2 separate regions of the Homo sapiens genome follow, and region 2 is linked to region 1. A link is a loop called in an ENCODE intact Hi-C map of the cell type or tissue named here. Cell type or tissue: PC-3. All regions are shown on one strand. Each heading gives the region's core, and the rest is flanking DNA. Links, peaks and the distances in the headings are about the cores only.

Region 1 (10,238 bases), core at 3,345-5,844:
TTTCCAAAAGTATTTAAAAATGGTTAAGTAATTTATAATTGAATAGTACTACAGTAATCACATTATTGAGAAGGTCTAAAATGTTAAGAATTTGCTTTTGATTTCCCTGGATAAGACCTATTATGTTAAGAAATTGCATCCAAAAGATGTGGGGACTGGATTGTACAAATTTACTCTGCAATTTAGAGGTTATCTCTACTTCATATATTCTAATAAAAATTGTTTGATAATGTATTGGTTTGTTTTAGTTTGCTAAACAGGCTGTTGAAACCACTCTATTCAGTCGCACTAAAGTCACATCTCCAAGAAGCACTTTTAATTACACTTAATAGGGATGGTGTACCAGTTATTTGCAACAGCTTCTCACTTGCTATCAACCAGATCTTGGCTTTTCATTCACATTTTAATGTTATTTTCTCTTCATTTAAATTTCAAAAAATTAATGTGAACAATTAGTTATAAAAATTATGAAAGCAACCAGGCTTTCTTTCTCCTGGACCAATTGATAATTGGCTTGGCCCTGGTTACAGTTATTCTACAACCAATATGCACCAACTGCCTACAATAGACCAGGCCCTGTGCTGGGTACTGAGGAAATAATGGTGTGAACAAGAATATTATCTCTGGTCTATCTGTGATCTGACAGGAATAACTGCTATTGAACCAATAACAACCAGGAATAGTGGGTCCTATGAAGAATGTATAGTACTATGGAATCTCCCGAGGGAGAGTTAATCTTTAATGGAATTTTAGGAAAGGCTTTCTGGGGGAAATTGTGTTGAGAACTAATATCAGTTGTCCTCCAATATTGGTTTTCTCCATATTCCAAGAATAGAATTTTACCTGGTTACATAGAGATTCAGAATAAAGACTCCCTGCTTTCTTTGCAGTTAAATAAAGTCAAATAACCAATTTCTGACAAATGAAATATGAGTAGAAACATGTGTGGAACTTCTGAATTGTACCCTTTGAGAAAACATACCTGATTTTGCCTTTTCTTTCTTCACTTTCTGCTGTCGGGAATATAATCATGGTGACAGGACATCCTGGACAATGCAAGTAAAGGAAACTATGGTGATAGAGAGTATTAAAAAAAAGAATATGACCTCTAATGATATTCAGAGCATAGCAGCCATACCAGCTTAAAGAGAAATAAAATACAGTCTTGTTTACTACTGGTTTTGTTGTTGTTGTTGTTCTCTGCTACACACAATTCAACATATATCTTAACATTGTCTTGAGGGGAGAGCCTAAGTAAACCAAAAGAGGAGGAGGACAGCATTCCAGACAAAAAGATAATTTGCATAACCCATTAAAGGACATAAAACTTTTATATGACTAGTTTGAAAGTAGGGGTAGATTTGTCAAGATGAAGCTGCAGAGGGAGTATAGTAGATTGTTCCAGTAAAGGCCCGTGATTGGTTCACACCTCTGCTATACACAGTTTGACCATGTGACTTGCATTGGTCAATAGGAAAATACCAGACACAATTTTAGCAAGGCCTTGACAAGTCACTCTTGTCTGCTCTTTTGAACCCTGAAACCACCACACATGAACACGCCTGGGCTAGCCTACTGGAGGATGAGAGATCATGTGGAACAGAAATGTGCTGTTCCAGCTGAGTGCTGTTAGGCCATCCAGCCTTCAATAGCCAGACATAGAAGTGATGTTTTCTTGGACTATCCAGCCATAGAAAAGCTGCCAGGTAACCTCAGAGATCTGCCAAGACAGCCCAGACAAGAAATGCCTAGCTGACCTACAGAATTAAAAGCAAATACATTGTTGTTTTAAATTGTTAAATTTTGGGATGGTTTGTTACATAGCAAAAGCTAATTGATACAAATAGAGCACAAACTATATGGGATCCTATAGTTATTATTAATTCATCCCATGTTTATTAGCACCAACTTTTTACCCGATACTGTGCTAAAATAGGCACTGGAGATGCAGACAAGACACAAGGTCTCTGCCCTCATGGATCCTACCTGCCTATCAGCCATACTGAGGAATTTGATTTGTCATAAAGACAGTAACAAACTACTAAAAGTCTTTAAAGGAAGAGACAATGATTAGGTTTGCACTTTAAAGGCTGTTACGTTAAAATGTGGAAGATAGATTGGAAAGGAGTAAGTGTGTATACTGAAAGACAAGTTAAGAGGCCAATGCAATAGTCCCAAAGAGGGATGATTGAAACTTAGTATAAGATGTTATCCGTTTACATAGCGAGTAGAGATATTCATTAGTTAAGAGATAGAAAGTATAAGATTTGGTAACTAATTAAAAATATGGAGTGGGCAAAAAGAATGATCAAGGACAACAGTTTTCTGGCTTGAAGAAGTTGCCAATAAATAATGGTGCTCTTTATTGAGGTATGAAACATTGAAAGTAGAGGTCTACGTAATGAAAATTATCAATTTAGATCTCATGGTGTTAACTTTGAAACGTTCATGAAATTATTAAAGTGGAGATAATAAAAAGGCAGATATGTGATTCTAGAGTTCCATGAGACACTTGGTCTATGTACATATTCAGAATTACTTGACATAGTAATGGAAATTAAAGACACACAGAAGCTGGCAGGGCACAGTAGCTCACACCTGTAATCCCAGCACTTTGGGAGGCTGAGGCAGGCAGATCACCTGAGGTCAGGAGTTCAAAACGAGCCTAGCCCACATGGCAAAACTCTGCCTCTATTAAAAATACAAAAGTTAGCCAGGCGTGGTGGCACGTGCCTGTATTCCCAGCTACTCGGGGAGCTGAGGCAAAAGAATCACTTGAACCTGGGAGGTGGAGGTTGCAATGAGACGAGATCGCACCACTGCACTCCAGCCTGCGTGGCAGAGCAAGACTCCATCTCAATAAATAAATAAATAAAAATAGAGACACACAGAAGTAGGTGAGATTGTCTAGACAGGGGAAAGTGTAAATGAGGAGAAGGAATGACCCTGGGCAGGATTTAAAGGAATGACAACACTTAAAAGTTTAATAGAGAAGGAAAATCTAGCTAAGAAGATTGAGAGCAAACAAAAGAAAAATGGAATCCTGAAGCATGTCCTGACGTGAAAAAAAAAAAAAAAAGGAAAACAATACTTTTAAAGAAGACTGGAAAATTTTGTTGAGGCTGCTGAGTGGTTAAGTAAGATAAGGACTGAAAAGTGTTATTTGGCTATAGTAACTGGATATAGTTATAATTGGTGAGATTAGCAGGGACCATTTCAGTGGAGCACTGGAGATGAAAATCAGAATGCAGTGGGTTGAGAAGACAGCAGAAAGTAGGTTAAAAGTGATAGTGTACAGAACTCTTTCAACAAGTCAGGCTGAGAAATGGAGGAGAAAGATAAGAATATAGCTACACAGAGGGACATAGAGTCAATAAATGGTTTAAATATTTACATACTTAAATGTTGATGAGAAAGATCCCATGAAGAGAAAGAGGTTGAAACTAGAGGTTAAAGTAGGGATGAGATTCAGGTGGAGGAAATGACTTCTTATAGGAAACAGAGCCCTTAACTGGTGACAGTAGTGCCATCTGAGTTTAGATGCAGAGGAGGAGGGTATCTGGGCTCATCTAGAGTTGGGGGCTATCCAAGTAAATGCAGCTGACAAAGGGTCAAGGGTGCTAGAGTGTTAGCAAGACTGCAATTGAAATACGGATGCAAAAAATCAAATATATGAAGGACAAGGACAGGAGGAGACTGGTATATCAGTAGAGAGAAGAGAGATCAATGGCCTGGAGAACCAAATGAGTTAGAAAGACAGACATGGCAGAAATAGTAAAGCAGGAAGCCTTGAAGTGTAGGAGGATGTGGCAGATATTAGCCTAGCCCCACATTGCCAACCTCCTGGTGTTCAGGTCTTTGTGGGATCCTATTCCCTCCCCAGACCAGAGGTGATGATAAAGCACCAGGTTATCTCAGTAATAAGTGGATAAGGTGAAGTGAAGGAAGGAGACAGTGGGAATGGGGAGAACAACTTAGAGAACCTATGACTTGCTTCTAACCAACTAAATACAGCAAAGGAGATGGAATATGCCCGATTATGTGCACCTGATTACGTTATGTAAGCCTGTAAATGCTGTCTTCTCTCCCTTGCTGGCTTTGAAGAAGCAAGCTGCCATATTGCGCACTTGACTATGTCATGGGCCATGTGACAAGCAACTGAAGATGCTCTCTGGACAGCAGCCAACAAGAAATGGAGGCTTTCAGTCCAACAGCCTGCAAGAGACTGAATGCTGCTAACAACATGAATCCTGAAGCATGTCTTGACATGAAAAAAAGGGAAAAGAATATTATTTTAAAAGAGTGGAGAAAGTTATAGTTGCTAAGTGGTTAAGCAAGCCAAGGACTGAAAAGTGTTACTTGGATATAGTAACTGTATATAGTAATCATTGGTGAGCTTAGCAGGGACCATTTCAGTGGAACACTGGAGTTGAAAACCAGAATGGAGTGAGTTGAGAAGCCAGTGGAAGGGGGTCCTTCCTCAGTCTAGCCTTCATTGAGACTGATGCCCCAGCCAGCATCTTGATAGCAGCACTGAAAGACCCTGAAGCCAAGCCTGTACTTCTAATCCATAGATACTATGAGATAATAAATGTGTTTTGTTTTAAGCTGCTGACTTTGTGATAATATGGTTACAAAGCATATATAACTAATGCAGAGGATGTCATCAGAGATAGGAATGTCAGACCAGAAGTGATGACAAGCACTGGGTTATCTCAGTAGTAGGTTGATAAGGTGAAGTGAAGGAAGGAAACAGTGAGAATGAGAACGACTTAGAGAATCATGTTTTGTTTGTGTTCCATAATGACTAAGAAGTTATATATGCAATGAACTTCAGACTTTGAAGACATATGATTAAACAAAAGGTATTATTGAGAGAACTGTTGGCAGCACACATACGGAAGGATGTGGTATTTTACTGATAATCAAAAAATGAACACAATAATAGGATATCTGTGTCTAGGATAAAACAATAATCACAGCCCAGTCTTTTGGAAGCCTCAATGCAGTTACTGAGCTTGGTCATTTGACATGTCTGTGTTTGTACATAACTCTGTGACTTACCAACTATGTGACTATGGGAAATTTTCTTCACTGAGTTTTTGTTTCTTATGTATAAAATGTATATATTAAAGTAGGGTTGTTATGATGATTAAATGAGATAATAGATGGAGAACACTTGTCACTGCACATGGCATAAAGTAAGGCTTAAATATAACTCTTTCTACCAGCTTTTCACAGAAGAAACTCCTACTTCACACACACACATATAAATTGATCAAATGAATTCAAAAACTAGAAAATATCACATAAGAGGTCAAAGAAAGATCTTAGAAGAATCTATTTCTAAAAAGTCGTCCAGGCCAGGCACGGTGGCTCACATCTGTAATCCCAGCACTTTGGGAGGCCAAGGCAGGTGGATTGCTTGAGGTTAGGAGTTCAAGACCAGCCTGACCAACATGGTGAAACCCCGTCTCTACTAAAAATACAAAAATTAGCCAGGTGTAGTGGCACATGCCTTTAATCTCAGCTACTCAGGAGGCTGAGGCAGGAGAATTGCTTGAACCCGGGAGGCAGAGGTTGCAGTGAGCCAAGATCATGCCACTGAACTACAGCCTAGGAGACACAGCGAGACTCCAACTCAAAAAACAACAACAACAACAAAAACAAACAAACAAACACCTAATCCATCCAGATAGGTAGAATACCACACAAAAAAATTGATAAATTAATTATGTCCCAGAAGGGAAGAAGGAGGAAAAGCCCATTTTTAAAAAGAAATGAGGTAAGGCTTGATTACAGACTTACAGAATGTAACACTAACTTTCAGAAATATGATCTCATTTTCCCCTGAGGAGATACTAAATCAGCATCCATACCTCACAAAAGCAACACACTTTTAAACCCTTCTTTTTCTAACTGTGAGTAAAGACTTTATTTCAGAACTATGTTGTACCTCCAGATGCAGTGCTAGCTTTCGACTGGCCTCATATACAGTGCTTGTCACTTTTTCAAGATGAAAGTAAAGCCATTCTTCCTCAGGTGCTTATTAATCATCATAAGCTATCGTTTAAAAGCAATAAACAATGCACACATGGTGATTAGCATAGGATTATTTTTCATAAGAAAATAAAGTCTGGCTCAATATGTTTTGGATTCACACTCACAAGGAAAACCCACCATGTAATTCTCCATCTCTTTACCAAGGAGAAAGAAAGATCACCTGTTTTGAAGGGCACACAATCCTGATATTTAGATTAATTTATGCTTAGAACTATCCAAAGAAATTTCAAGAACTGGTTATGTTTGCGAATATATTTTTTGGATATTTTAAATAGAAAAATCACATTTTATGTAAGATAAAAAATCAAAGCACCAAAAGGTTAAATTTCATGGAACCTCTGGTCTTATGAAATACAAATAGTTCTTAAAGTATAAAAGCTTTCTCTTATATCCAACATTTATTCTAATTTTTTGCATATAAAAGTATCCGTAATGTGTACCAAATGCCCAGGTGTTTACAACTATTAATAAATGAAAATGTTTGTAGAACTTCATGCCTTTGGGCAGGACATAAAATTTAGAATACTTTCAACAAAAACCTGAAGAATTTCTTCATAAGTAAATCACATTCGGAAAATAAAACAAAACATACAATTCACAAATTTTAGAAAAAGACGGAATTTGCAATCATGCTCCACACCACACAAATAATTTTTAACTATGTCACATGCTATTAAATCAGATATTGTTGCCTTAGTTTTAATAATGTCTTTGGTCCAAAAATTGACATAAGTTTTTGTTTCAGTCTGTCAGAACATTTTTTCAGAAATGTATCTGTCCCCTTCTAGACTGCATGACCAAAAAAATTGTTGCAAATACACATTTTAAACTAGGTTTAGACGTTTTTATAACACGGCATTTTTCCAAGATAATTATTTATAAGATAAGGAATGCTTTAAATGGTTGATAATATTTAAATTATCATATATTTAGGTTTGATCTAACTATATATTTTTGAAAATATGAAATAAAGTTATCCTTCAAATTTTTTAAAAAATGTTTTACCAAATTGTCTAACTGACTAAATTGTACACAACTTAGTATTGTTGAGGATTGGTTCTGTGTCTTGATTAAGGTAGCCTGTTTTGAATAAATGTCTTAGTATTTTTACACTACTCTTGAGTTAAAAACAGAGCAGGTTTTCATTTAGTCATTAGCAAATATTCATTTGCGTATTTTGTTTTAGTGGCTTAGTTGCCAAACATTTAGCTAAATGATAAATAGACACTCATTGAAGAGTTAAACTTTCCAACAGGGTGGTCTTGATATGAGTCAAAGCCAGGAAGTTAATTCTTACTTTCCAAAACACCTAATGCACACAAAAGTAATTAATTCGATAGCTGTGTAGGCTTTCAATTCTGTGAATTTATAATGTCTTCCATATTTTATTGTTTACATAGTTAAGGTATTATACTTCCTTATAACATTTACATAGAGTTGAGATACAAATAAGTTAATTTAATTGATGTAATCATTAATTACTGAATCATCTCAGTTGTGATCGTTCTGTTTTATGAGGTAATTTCACGATGTAGAGACTGTTTTCCATTATTTTATAATTAAGTACCATTTCTGCACACCCTCTCCTCCCATTAGCTCACCGTTGAAATTCCATGGAAGGAAAATGTATTAATAAATTACACCACTTGCAGCTGATTCAGGTATTACAGAAAATTGACGCTTACTAAAGAAATACTATAAAAATAACAGTTAAGCCATTACCACTAAATAAAGCTATGCTTTAACTGAGTTTGGTTTGACAAGATGCAATTCCAAGAGACATAACTTTCAGGCATCATAAGAAATCTACATGAGACTCCTGTTGCAGGCATCCAGGGATCTCCATCTCAATTCTGTCCTTATTACACTGACTCCAGTCAATGTGCAGAGAGCAAATCAGTGAATTGAGGATGTCCAGTGGGGTGTTAACAAAGTTATGGAGATTCAAAAACACATATAGGATACAGGGCTGGCAGCACCAAAGAGGCTATGGGGATGGCGGTAGATTACAGAGCCTACAGCTGTAGCCAGATGTAGTGAATGCTGCAGATAGATTATTCCATCATGATTCAGACATGATAAAGTACCAATTGTAGACATTTAGTAAATGTAGATGCCATCTGCTAAGTGCTGCTGCTCCTAAAGATTTTAAATCTAGCAACAAAATTTTATCCAATGGAATTAAAAAGTAAATATAATATGTAAAGTACAAACAATAAGACATAATTAATACATAGTCCTTAATATCTGTTTTATAATGAATTAATTATATAGTAAAATAGTTACAATGACTCATGAATAACTTAAATATAAATTGAATAGATTTAAAACAATTATGAAATTATGATTATTTAATATGAATTAAACTGTAATTAATATATCTGCATAGTAACTTTAAGAGAAAATGTCATGGGAATGAAGCTTGAAAAGATGATACAACCTAAGCAAACAATGCACCTTTTTTGGCAAATTTACAATTAATGCATTTTAAATAAAACTTTGCCAAAATTAACTCCTCCCTTTTCCAATATCCATCCCCAAAGTTCCTTGCTCTGGAGTCAATACTCTGGGGCATGGTCTTAAGCATGTCACGTTGCTATTGTTGATGGGGCCAAAGACCTCTCCAGGTGCTCCATTCTTGAGGGCTTAGATGTCATCTCCATAAAAATAATTCTGCCATCTGCCTGTATGTCAGCAACTTACTTCTCATTCCCATAAAGGCTCAACCAATATTTTGCAACTTCCCTACTTTAAGAAGAATTCTATTTCAGAAAAATTTAAGCACTTATAAATGTAAAGTGAATAATAGACAGGTCAGCAGGGGTCAGATGATAAAAGCTCATATATTTTTCCTATAGAATCTGGACTTTTTTCTTAATTGACTATGAATTCGTTGAATAATTTTATGCAGGAGAAGCATATGAAATGAGTCGTGGTATACAAAAATTCATTTAGTGGCACTAGGCATAATGGAGTAGAGTTGAAGGAAATAAATTATAGGCTTGGAAAGCTTAGGGAGATGTTATAGTAACGCTGATAAGAAATGATAGGCCCCTAACATATAATGGACCTAGACAATGATCATGAATAGCTGTTGAACCCTTTAGATAGATGATTATAGAAATTTTTTAAGTGAATGGATTAGTATAATAATGCTTAAAGTCATTGAAAAGTCTTATTCTTACAATGAGAGAAATAGCCATACATTATATGTTCCCAAATATGATGAAATAGAAACCACTTATGGAATATTCTTGCAAAAATTCTATTCAAACCTCTAGAACTAAATATGAGTTTACAGAAAATACAGAGATACAGAAACTGGCTTAAAGATATTAGGACAATACAATCAAATAAATCTGCAATGTTTAGAGAGATCCTACAGAACAAACGACCTGATTTCTTCAGTAAATAAATGGGAAAGAAAAACAAAAAGGGGCTGAGTGTGGTGGCTTACTCCTGTAAATCCCAGCACTTTGGGAAAACAAGGTGGGCAGACCACTTGAGCTCAGGAGTTCCAGACCAGCCTGGCCAACATGGAGAAACCCCATCTTTACTAAAAATACAAAATTTAGCCAGGCATTGTGGCATGGCACGCATCTGTAATCCCAGGTGCTCGGGAGGCTGAGGCACGAGAATTGCTTGAACCCAGGAGGTAGAGGTTGCAACGAGCCAAGCTCATGCCACTGCACTCCAGCCTGGGCGACAGACTGAGATTCTGTCTAAAAAATAAATAAATAAATAATAAAAAAATTTAAAAAATTAAAAATTTTAAAAAAGGAGGAACCTCTCTAAACTAAAGAAGAATCAGTAAAGTTATGTCAACCAAATGCATTGCATGGATCTTGCTTAGTTCCAGATTTGAACGGACCTATTATAAATATATGTGACAATCAAGAAAATGTAGTGGACATATTAATATATTTCATAGTGGACACGAGAATAAATTATTAAGGAATTTTGTTCCTATGTTTTAAGAATTTTTTCCTTTTAGAAATGCATACGTTTTACCGAGGAAATGATATAGCATCCAGTACTTATTTTAATATAATCCAGTGGAGGGATGAAATAGAGAGGAATATACATTAAATTAGATTAGCCAAATGTTGGTAATTGATGAAGCGGAGCCACAGTTGTATTTTACTGTGTTTAAAATTTTCTATAGTGAAAAATTT
Region 2 (10,238 bases), core at 3,230-5,729, 65 kb before region 1:
TTCCTTTTGGTTTTTAGCTAATATCTAGTATTAAGTCAATCTTTCATATATATATATATATATATATATATTTTTTTTAAGTTCATTAGTAATTCAAATACTGAATTTGATCTTTATGAAGAGATTTGGATATCAATACTATTACAAACACAATCTCTACATCCCCCCAAAAGTAGACCAGAAATTTGGAGAGAAACCCAGTTAAAATATGCTATAGCAAAGGCAAATTAAAAGCAACTTAGATGGTTTGACTCACAGAGTTAATAGAGTCGTTTACATTTAAAACCTGGAAGACTGGGCAAGGTGGTTTACACCTGCAATCCCAGCACTTTTGGAGGCTGAGGTAAAATTTTTTTTAAAATGTCAACAGAAAAGTTTTCAATCATCCAATTAAACAGATAATTTGTTTACATTGGGGAGGAGAAGTATGCCGTAACTCTGACGTGTGTGTGTTTATACATGCATGTATAAGGAGAGTGTGTGTGTACATGCGTGTGTAAAATAACATGGGTACTCAAAGGAACAGGTCCAAGTTTAGGAAGAATAGGCCATGTTGACTTGCTGGTATGTACCCAGAACCTGTTTGTTGATGTCAGTCAACTTAGTACTTTCTTCCTTGGGCCAGAGAAGATGTCATCAGATTATGAATCTGAATTGCTTTCTCTCTTTTTCTTATTGATATTTAAGAATATGAAAGAAAAAGATCTTTCTATCCAAAATAGATGAAGCTTAGCTGTAAATTTCAAATGCTGATATTTCTCAGCTGTTATGTTTAAACAAAATGTCTAAAAGCCAACCTACTGCTCACAGTAATCAGCAATATCTCCTATGTAAAATAGTTCAGGAAGCAAAGAAAAAATTTAAAATACGCGATCTCTTTAGTGATTTCACACCTTACTATCTTTCATTGGGTTTGTGACATCATTTTGTGACCTGTTTTAAGATCATATTAGAAAAACCAAAAAAGAAAAAAGATTGTATTAGATATGTATATATATAAGTACATGATAATTAAATATGACTTTCCCCAAATGCCTTGAGATAAGGGATGACAAAATGAAGTGTAACAAAATCAGAGTTCAGAGTCATGTCCCTTAGAAAGTTACGTGATGTTTTGGGCTTCATTCGCCTTATCTATACGAATTGCAATACCGCTTTTGTAAGTTTGTTATAAGGATTAAATCATACAACGTATGAAAAAAAACAAAAAAAAACCTGGAAGAATTTTGGCTTGGATTATACAGAATTTTACCCTTTGCAATTTTTTTACCATGTATTTAAATTCTTTTCTGTGCATTAGATTCCAAACTTCATAAGGAAATCCGAGTCTGAATTTAGGCTCAGATCCTGCTTCTGCCATTAACACACCATTTGACCCTGGCAACTTATTAAACTTATTATTTAATCTTATTAAACTCCTCATCTTACATGCACCACAATGTCTAACAATACATATTCAGTAAAAAACCTATAACTGTTGGAGCTTTTATCTTGTTAGATGAGGATATCTATCAAGAAACTATGATTCTTCTAATTTATTTCTGCTGAAAAATATAAATACACACTAAAGAGAAAGGGGGCAAGCTTCCAGCTCTACTGGAATAGAGAACTATAATGACTGAGAGGTTGAGTTTGGAGTCTGTTCACCTAGGTTCAAATCCAGGCTCCTTGACTTCCTAGGTAACCTGGATGAGTTGCTTACCCTCTCTGTGCGTCATTCTTCCCATGTATAAAATGGGGGGAAAAAAATAACACCATTTAACTCGTAAAATTGTCACGTGGTTTAAAGCTATGTACCTGTAAAGTGCTTTGGAACAGTCCCTGGCAAATAGTCCTTGGCCTACAATAACTAATAGCTATTACTACATTTTTATTCTTATGTCCAGAGTTTGGGTAATCCAGTGGAGAAGTAAAAGCAAGATGGAATGGAAGAGACTATGAAAAAGGCATGAATTTGGGGGATACTTCAAAGTTCTGAGAGTATATTGTAGCAACACTATAGTACTCAAAGTCCCATTGAATAACAGACTAAATCACAGGATCTCTTCATTTCCAAAATGTCCCAGCTCTCTGTTCACAAGAGTTGTCCATGGAAACATGAAACACCTCTTAGGCTTTATAATTAAGAAACTCCCAGGTTTCATAAATAAAACTTCAAGGACAGACTACTACATATTTAAAAGGATTGCTAAAGTAAAAAAGACAGACAATGCCAAGCGTTGGAGAAAGTGTGAGGCAAATGGAACTCACATACACAAACAGGGGTTACATAAACTCCTAAAAATCACTTCAGAAAACTGGCTGGCCATATCTGAGAGAGCTGAGCATATGCATTCCTCATAGTCTATATGCATTCTTTATAATCTATCAATTTCACTCTTAGGTGTATAAGCAATAGAAATAAAGGCATATGTTCATCAAAAGACAAATATATGAATGTTTATAGAGACAACATTTATAATGGCCCAAACAGAAAACAACCCAAATTCTATCACTGAGAATGGGTAAATTGGGATATCTTCATGTAACAGAATGTCATATGTCATAGAGAATGAACAAACCATTGTTAAGCAACATGGATGAATCTCACCAACATAATATTAAGAAAATTAGCCAGATATAAAAGAGTGCATATTGTTGGCCCTTGAACAACATGAATCCACATGTAATCTTTGACTACCCCAAAACTTAACTATATACCCTAATGTTGACCAGAAACCTTACTGATAACATAAACACCCAAATAATACGTATTTTGTATGTTATATACTATATACTGCAGTCTTACAATAAAGTAAGCTACAGAAAATAAAATGATATTAAGAAAATCATAAAGAAGGGAAAATATATTTACTGTTCATTAAGTGGAAGCAGATCATCACAAAGATCTTCATCCTCATCTTCTTCACATTGAGTAGGCTGAGAAGGAGGAGGAGGAGGGGTTGTTCTTGCTGCCTCAGGGGTGGTAGAGGCAGAAGAGATAGAGGAGGTAAAAGGGGAGGCAAGAGAGGCAGGCACACTCTGGATAACTTTTATGGAAAAAAAAATTCACATATAAGTGGACCCGTGCAGTTTAAACCTATATTGTTCAAGGGTCAACTGTGCTTTACGATTTCATTTATATAAAGTTTGAAAGAAGGCAAAACTAAACTAAATTTAGTTAGTTTAGTTTTGAAATCCTTTTAGTTAGTTTAGCATTGAAATCCTTTGTTTCTATGTCTGTCTCCCCTACTCAATCATAACCTGATCAAGACTAGGGACAGTGTCTCATTATATCTTCAGTGTTCAACACAGAGGCTGGCACATAGTAGGCTTCTAGTAAATGTTAATAAAAAGTAAAATTATTGAGATATATTTTACTTTGTATTTTATAAAAATATACTTTGATGCCAAGTTTGCTGATCAGTTTTGTCAAGTAGACTATGCAGTAGTTTATGTCAACTATCTTCTTAATTCTTCCCCCAAATTTCACTCAAACATTTCATCATTTTTCTCTGCCTTCAAATATTATTAGCAAAACTCTGCTAATCAGAGAAGTGGAAGATGTCATAAACTGTACTTTCTTTTTTTGTTTTGGTTTTGTTTTGTTTTTGAGACAGTCTTACTCTGTCACACAGACGGGAGTATAGTGGAATAATCACGGCTCACTGAAGTCTCGAACTCCTTTGATCAAGCAATTCTCTCACCTCAGCCCCCAAGTAACTAGGACTACAGGCATGTGGCACTGCACCCTGCTAATACTTTTATTTTTTTATAGAGATAGTATCTTACCATGTTGCCCAACCCGGTCTCAAACTCCTGGGCTCAAGTGATCCTCTTTCTTAAGCCTCCCAAAGTGCTGGTATTACAGGTGTGACCACCACACCCAGCCTTGTACTTTGTTTATTAAGTTTTCCTAATAGATTCTGTAACTGAAATGTAAAAAAAACTTTTATATGTAGCCTAAGCTGACTCTATTATTTATCAGAGAAATACTACAACCTGACAAATATGTTGGTTATATACTTATGTGGCCTGCTAAATTTGCAGAGACAGAGTAAGTAAAGGTGGAGAAAGGTTTCTGGCTTTGTTATGCCTTAAACAATTTTCTGAGATTCACATTTATTGCTTTAATAGGCTATCAAGAAAAATGAAGTAATTATCTGAGATGCAGAATTCTGTTGATCTGAGCATGGACATTTGTTCCTCCTCCCATGAGAGGCCAGTTCTTATTTTTCTCATGAATCAAATCTATTTAATTCCCATGAGCTCTCTGATTGGAAGAGTGTACTTACATACAACAGCAGAGAATTATGGCACCTCGGCTATTATCACATTCTAATCACAGCTTCTTGCATTTGAGGCTTATGATACAAAGCAGAATTCAAAATGTCAGTTTCTTGAGGTTCAAAAATCAGTTCCATATATGCTGTCTTGGCAGCAGCCAAAAAGGACAAATTAATAAAACATTATGTACAGTACTAAAAAACTGGGAGGTAGGCAGAGAATGGAGATGTACGTCATCCATTAATCAGTGACCTAACCAGAAAAACATTAGTGAATGATTAAAGAAAGATGACCCTAAGGGACTTCAGGGGGATTCAGACAGGCTTTTGTCAAAGCCCCCAAATCTAATGTAATTTCAGGCTGGCCTCAAAATTCAATTTGTGTGGAACCTCTAAGTCATCTATTCCGCAACGACATACAGCATAATTGCATTTGAACAGCTTCCAGCACAGCACTGAGAAAATGTCTTGTTCCGGGCCCTCAGTGCCTACGAGGAAGGCAGTCCAGATGACCACACAGGAGGACGGGCTCAGTAACAGAGTCTGCTGATCCCACCTGCTGACCGTTGCCCTCCACAGGAAGCACATGTTTCTGCTTAATTCCTGCCAGCTTTTGGCTGTCAGGTAGGGCATCTGCAACAGGCAGTTCCCGAGGGCTGCCACCTGGTGCTGTCAGTCGGCTTCAGACCAACAAGGAAAAGGGGAGGCATTCATCGATGTGCTTATTTTTCTGTGTTTAGAGTATTTCTTGGGACTTAGAGTTTTCACTTGGCAAGTTAACTGGTCTTTTTAGTTAGGAGAGAAAAAAAAGGAATTTTGCTTGCTTTCCCTTAACTCAGTGCTCCCTGCTTTGGAAAAGCTATTTTGTAATACCTGGTTCACCCTCATTAAGTGTCTGCAGCTTCTCCACACTACTGAATGGTTGCTTGAAAATATACTTAAAAGTTATATTCTAAACATCATAACTTGAGAAATAGTCATTAAATCCCATTATGTTTTAATGTGTAGTTACAATCACAAATAGGCAAAGTTAGTGTTTCAATCCCATTAGAAAGATTAGACAAAAATAAAACAAAAATAAATGTCTCAGGAGGAAGATGGAGCATTCCTTAGAAAATACCCTTTTTGGCTCCTGTCTCAGTAGTTTATAGCATGCAAAGAAATAGAAGATGTTCAGTGAATGTCAACAGTTAGATGGTATTTCAACCTCAAAAAGACTGCTTATTCTGTTCCAAAATCAACTTATATTCAATTTTCACTCATACCTTTCATTTTGCATCTACAAATGCAGTACAACTTTCCATAAAGCCAATTTGATGTAATGAAATTGATTGAATAAGAAGCATGATTTGATTTTCCCAGATTGCTTTAAGTAGTAGCCTAATTGTGAATAGGAATTAGCACTTGGGTAAGAAGGAAACTATTACCCTGAGGTCTTAGTCTGTTTTGGCTGCTATAACAAAATGCCATAGACTGGGTCATATAGAAAAAACAGAAATGTGTTGCTTACGCTCTGGAGGTGGGGTGGTTCAAGATCAAGGTGCCAGCAGATATGGTGTCTAGTGAGGGCTCACTCTCTGCTTCAATGATGATGCCCACTACTTGTGTCCTCACATGGCAGAAGGACAAAAGGGCTCCTTCAAGTTTCTTTTATAAGGGTAAGAATCCCATTCATGAGGGTTCTGCCCTCATGACCCAGACACCTCCCAAAAACTCCCATCTCTTACTACTATGGCCTTAGGGGTTAGGTTTCAACATATGAATCGTAGAGGGCACAAACATTCAGACCACAGCACCTAGTGACACAGATATTTTCATTAGTGGGTTTTTGTTTGGCTTATCCCACTGATGATTGACAAAAGTGATAATGTTAATAAAATGTATAAAGATGTTGGGTTAATAATAGTATCAGTAGTAATAGGAAAAGTTAGAAGTACTCAAATACTGGACTTAGTTTTTATATCTAAGCACCTACAGGTTTTTTTTTCTTTTCAAGAAAGTATGTGCCCAAGCACATATTTACATTACTGCTAGAAAAATTAGCTTTATCTCTTCAGCTTCATATATTTCCCATTGGAGCAAATCATTCCATCATGTGATTTTTTTTTTGATAACGGAATATATGAGGAGCATAGCCATCACACTATGGCAGAACAGACTGTTCTGAACTTCAAAAATATATTACTATGGAAATTCATGTCCAGAAAGTCAAATGGAAATTGCCATGAGTGTATGTCTTGTTTAATGGCATTTTTAACACTGGAAAGAATCACAGAATTATTTGTGACAGAATTAGAGAAGCCTATATCAGCATATTTGTGGACATTTTCTAGTAAACATAAGCACTCCACTGCCTTTATTTTCATGGTCATATTTTTATTCTACCTGTGTATTTTTAGGAAGTTCAATAAAATATTTGCTCAGAAAGTATTCCGGACATGTAAAGGTATCAGGTGCCAAGTCATACAAAGAACTGAATGCAAGAGAGGAACAGGAAGTTGAATGGGTGAAAAGTGGTTGGGCAGAGAAGTACAAAAGGAATTAAAAAAAACGTAGAATGACCCTTAACTTAAGAATCAGAGGAATCAGACTATAAAGTTAAAAGCCGAAACTGTTTTCATAACTTCTTGTTCCCACAAATGGTGTCTTGATTATCTTAAACCTCTGGCAAGCTGCCTGTGCTTGCTCACACTTAGAGAGGAGCTTGACAATGAATGAAGGCAATTTTAGCCCATTAGTCCATTAGAAGGTTTCAGAAATATCCTCTCTGCACTTTTTATCTTCCCATTGGTGTGCTTACCATCGACTCCCATGCAAAAACTGGGAGTTCCTTTAGGTGTGTGTTTGACGTGGGCAACCTCATCTCCCTTGGGGATGCTGAGGGAGAGAGAGAGTGGTGGCACAAGAGGATGCAGCCACCATGTACCTAAGCATGGGGCTCTAACTCAACAACCACTGGAATACTCAAGGAACTCCTTCAAGGGAAATTCTGTAGCTACACATGTTTGTTAAACCAAAGTGATTTTTCTGAGCAGGGAGGGCATCTGCCAGGCTTACAAATTAGGAAAAAGTTTAACCTGCCCCTTCATACCTCCTTCTCAGTTTTCAGGTTGAGCTGCTGAAAACTCCCCTTGAACATGCAGGACAGCTTGCTGTGTGTGTACAGTTTTTTCAAAGAAGGATGTGACTACAAAGATTTCCTAAGTATCTAGGCATATCCTATATTCATGTTCACAGAAACAATATTCCACATTGATTGTCTATCATTCAGTTGGTTCCAAAGTGCAAACACTCATTTTCCTGTGTGCACTGTGAGAAATTCCTAGATTTTGTTTCAAGAATTTTTCATGGAAAGTAAAACAGTTTTTTTGTTTTTTGTTTTTAACAGAAGACATGTTGAAATGCCTTGAACTTACTTTGGGTGTTTGATAGGATCAGTTTTCTGTAATGTTTCTTCCCACCCTCCTGTTCTTCTCTCATCCAGACCCCAAATCCTTCAGCCACTAGCCTGTTCAGGGCCCTGGTTTGATAACCCTGCAATTGCAGAGTGGAGTGGGAGGAGAAGCCTCATACCTTTGTTTTTCTGGTTCTTCCCAACACCCTGGTGGCCTACTTGGGTGTCCCACAAGCTCTCTGTGGAAAATAGTGCATCTCATTTAGCAACAACTCCACCTAGCACAAGTTCTGAGCTATACTTAAACCAGTGGGGAGAGAGTGTTGGAATGATTAAGGCTTGCATTCGACTGTGCAAGAAGAACCATTTTCTCTTCATGGTGGTGGGCCACAGAGTAATTTCTGCTTCTACTTTCACAACCCACAGGGTAGAGGAAGTGAATTCATGCTTTTTTCCAGTGTGACAAAAATGCAATAGGTGTTCAAAGGTATGTTTTCAGGAGAAAGTTTCAACCAAGTTATAAGGGCTTTAGTGGAGTTTTTTATATGATAAAAAGAATCCACAAGAACATTTTTCTGTTTCCCAGGCTCTCTCATAATGTTGGAATTTCCCTTTACGTGGAAGACAATAATGTAGCTCAGAGTATACATATCTTCATAGCTGTACCAAATGACCACACTCTTTACTATTTCTTTTTCAAAATAGCCACTGTGTTTTATGTTTTGTAATATTTATGGAAAAATAGGAACAACTTGATAGCCCAGCCTTTTAAGAATCTTGGCTATTTAGAGTGTGCTAAGGGAGGTGGCGTGAATTGGCCAACGTTTGCACCTAGAGTACTATCTTGCACCTAGTATACTGTCTTCTTCAGTAATCAGTATGTAAAGTAATCAGTATTTAAAGTGTTCAGACAATTTTTTCTAAGTAGGGGATCACTAAAATATAACACTCACAGCCTTCCAAAAGAGTTCTGCGAAGTGAAAGACTACTCATGGGTTCTGGCTTCCTTCTAACATTTCAAAACCATCTTCTGCCTTCACCCTAGTGTTACTGACCATCTTACCTTTGTGTCCCATGGTATTCAATACCTATTTCTATCATTTAATTATATTTTATATTTCCTATAATATTTTATTGTATAAACTACTGCCCTGATTTGTTACATGTTTGTCCTGAATTTAAAAACATAAAGTGCTGAAGTTCCATAATAGTATCTCAATCATCTTAAAACTTCCAGACCAAGGACATACCCAGAACTTAGCGATAAATGTTTGTTGAAGGAAAGATTGAATGAATAATGGGAAGTTGGAGCTGATGTAAAACTATCTACTTGAAAGGACCCAAAAGAATAAATGAAGGCACTTTTTGCATAGAATTACGAGAAGAGAAAACTAATTTCTTGGCCTTATATGTATAGTTTCTAAATAAACTTTTTGGAGCATCAACAATATCCATATCTTACTAACATGAAGACCTGAAGTATGGCAGTGTTAGGGGAAGACAGGCGAGTCTGGTGAAGTTAAAGCCTGTGCTTGGCATAAGAAAGGAACTTCTCTGTGTGTCATCCTTCATTTTAGGCCTTCTACTCTGGGCTGCAGTTTTCTCCTTTTATTTATCAACCTGTTGCTAAAGGAAAACTTTGATTTTGTTTTTGTAAAGGGCTAAAAACTTGAGTGTACCAAATTTGCCTAGTTTGAATGTGATACTTGTTGAAAGAAAAGAAAATTTTCCCTCCTTTTCATAAACTCAGAGGACTGGGCACAGAAATAAACCACACAATTGGTAAGTGCTGTGGTCTGAATGTTTGTGTCCCCTCCCAAATTCATAGTTAAAACTTAATCACTAATGCACTAGTCTTAAGAGGTGGGCCTTTTAGGAGATGATTAGGTCATGAAGGCAGAAGCCTTATAGATGGGATGAGTGCCCTTATAACAGAGGCCTGAGGGGAGTTTGTTCACCCCTTCTGTCATGTGAGGATCTAACAAGGAGTTGCAATATACACAGCGGAGAGCCCTCACCAGATGCTGAGTCTGCTGGCATCTTGATCTTGAACTTCCCAGCCTCTGAAACTGTGAGAAATAAAATTTCTGTTGTTTATAAATTACTTAGTGATATGGTTTGGCTGTGTCCCCACCCAAATCTCATCTTGAATTGTAGCTCCCATAATTCCCATGTGTCGTGGGAGAGACCTGGTGGGAGGTAATTGGAATCATGGGGGCAGGTCTTTCCCATGCTGTTCTCATGATAGTGAATAAGTCTCATGAGATCTGATGATTTATAAAGGGCAGTTGCCCTGCACACTCTCTTTTGCCTGCCACCATGTAAGACGTGACTTTGCTCCTCCTTTGCCTTCTATCATGATTGTGAGGCCTCCTCAGCCATGTGGAACTGTGAGTCAACTAAACCTCTTTCCTTTATAAGTTACCTGGTCTTGGGTATTTCTCTATTAGCAGCATGAAAACAGACTAATGCACCTAGGCTAAGGTATTTTGTTGTAGCAGCCCTAATGGACTCACAGACATTCCAGTGAAAGCCTAAAATCATAGAAGACTTCTCAGACATCAAGTTTCTAAAGACAT

What was found. A loop is a pair of places that touch in the nucleus more often than their neighbours do. Peaks named below come from ENCODE experiments on the same cell type or tissue, not always from the same donor. Only the 100,000 strongest peaks of a DNase experiment are listed, where the experiment ranks them.
Region 2: a loop joins it to region 1, with 2.4 times the contacts of the local background. A loop is called at or near these places in 3 of 110 quality-filtered maps.

The regions. Positions count from the first base shown.
Region 1 is chr4:144,623,054-144,633,291 of GRCh38, forward strand. No RefSeq gene overlaps it. Among named protein-coding and RNA genes, the nearest start is that of HHIP-AS1, 18 kb to the right of the region's middle. In PC-3, for the core only: no CTCF peak of the experiment used is centred there; a DNase peak (open chromatin) is centred at 4,788; H3K27ac peaks cover 344 bases.
Region 2 is chr4:144,557,710-144,567,947 of GRCh38, forward strand. LOC105377462 (a long non-coding RNA gene) reads right to left here and starts at 4,438. Exons shown (of 7, transcript XR_939273.3): 1 at 4,275-4,438. In PC-3, for the core only: no CTCF peak of the experiment used is centred there; no DNase peak of the experiment used is centred there.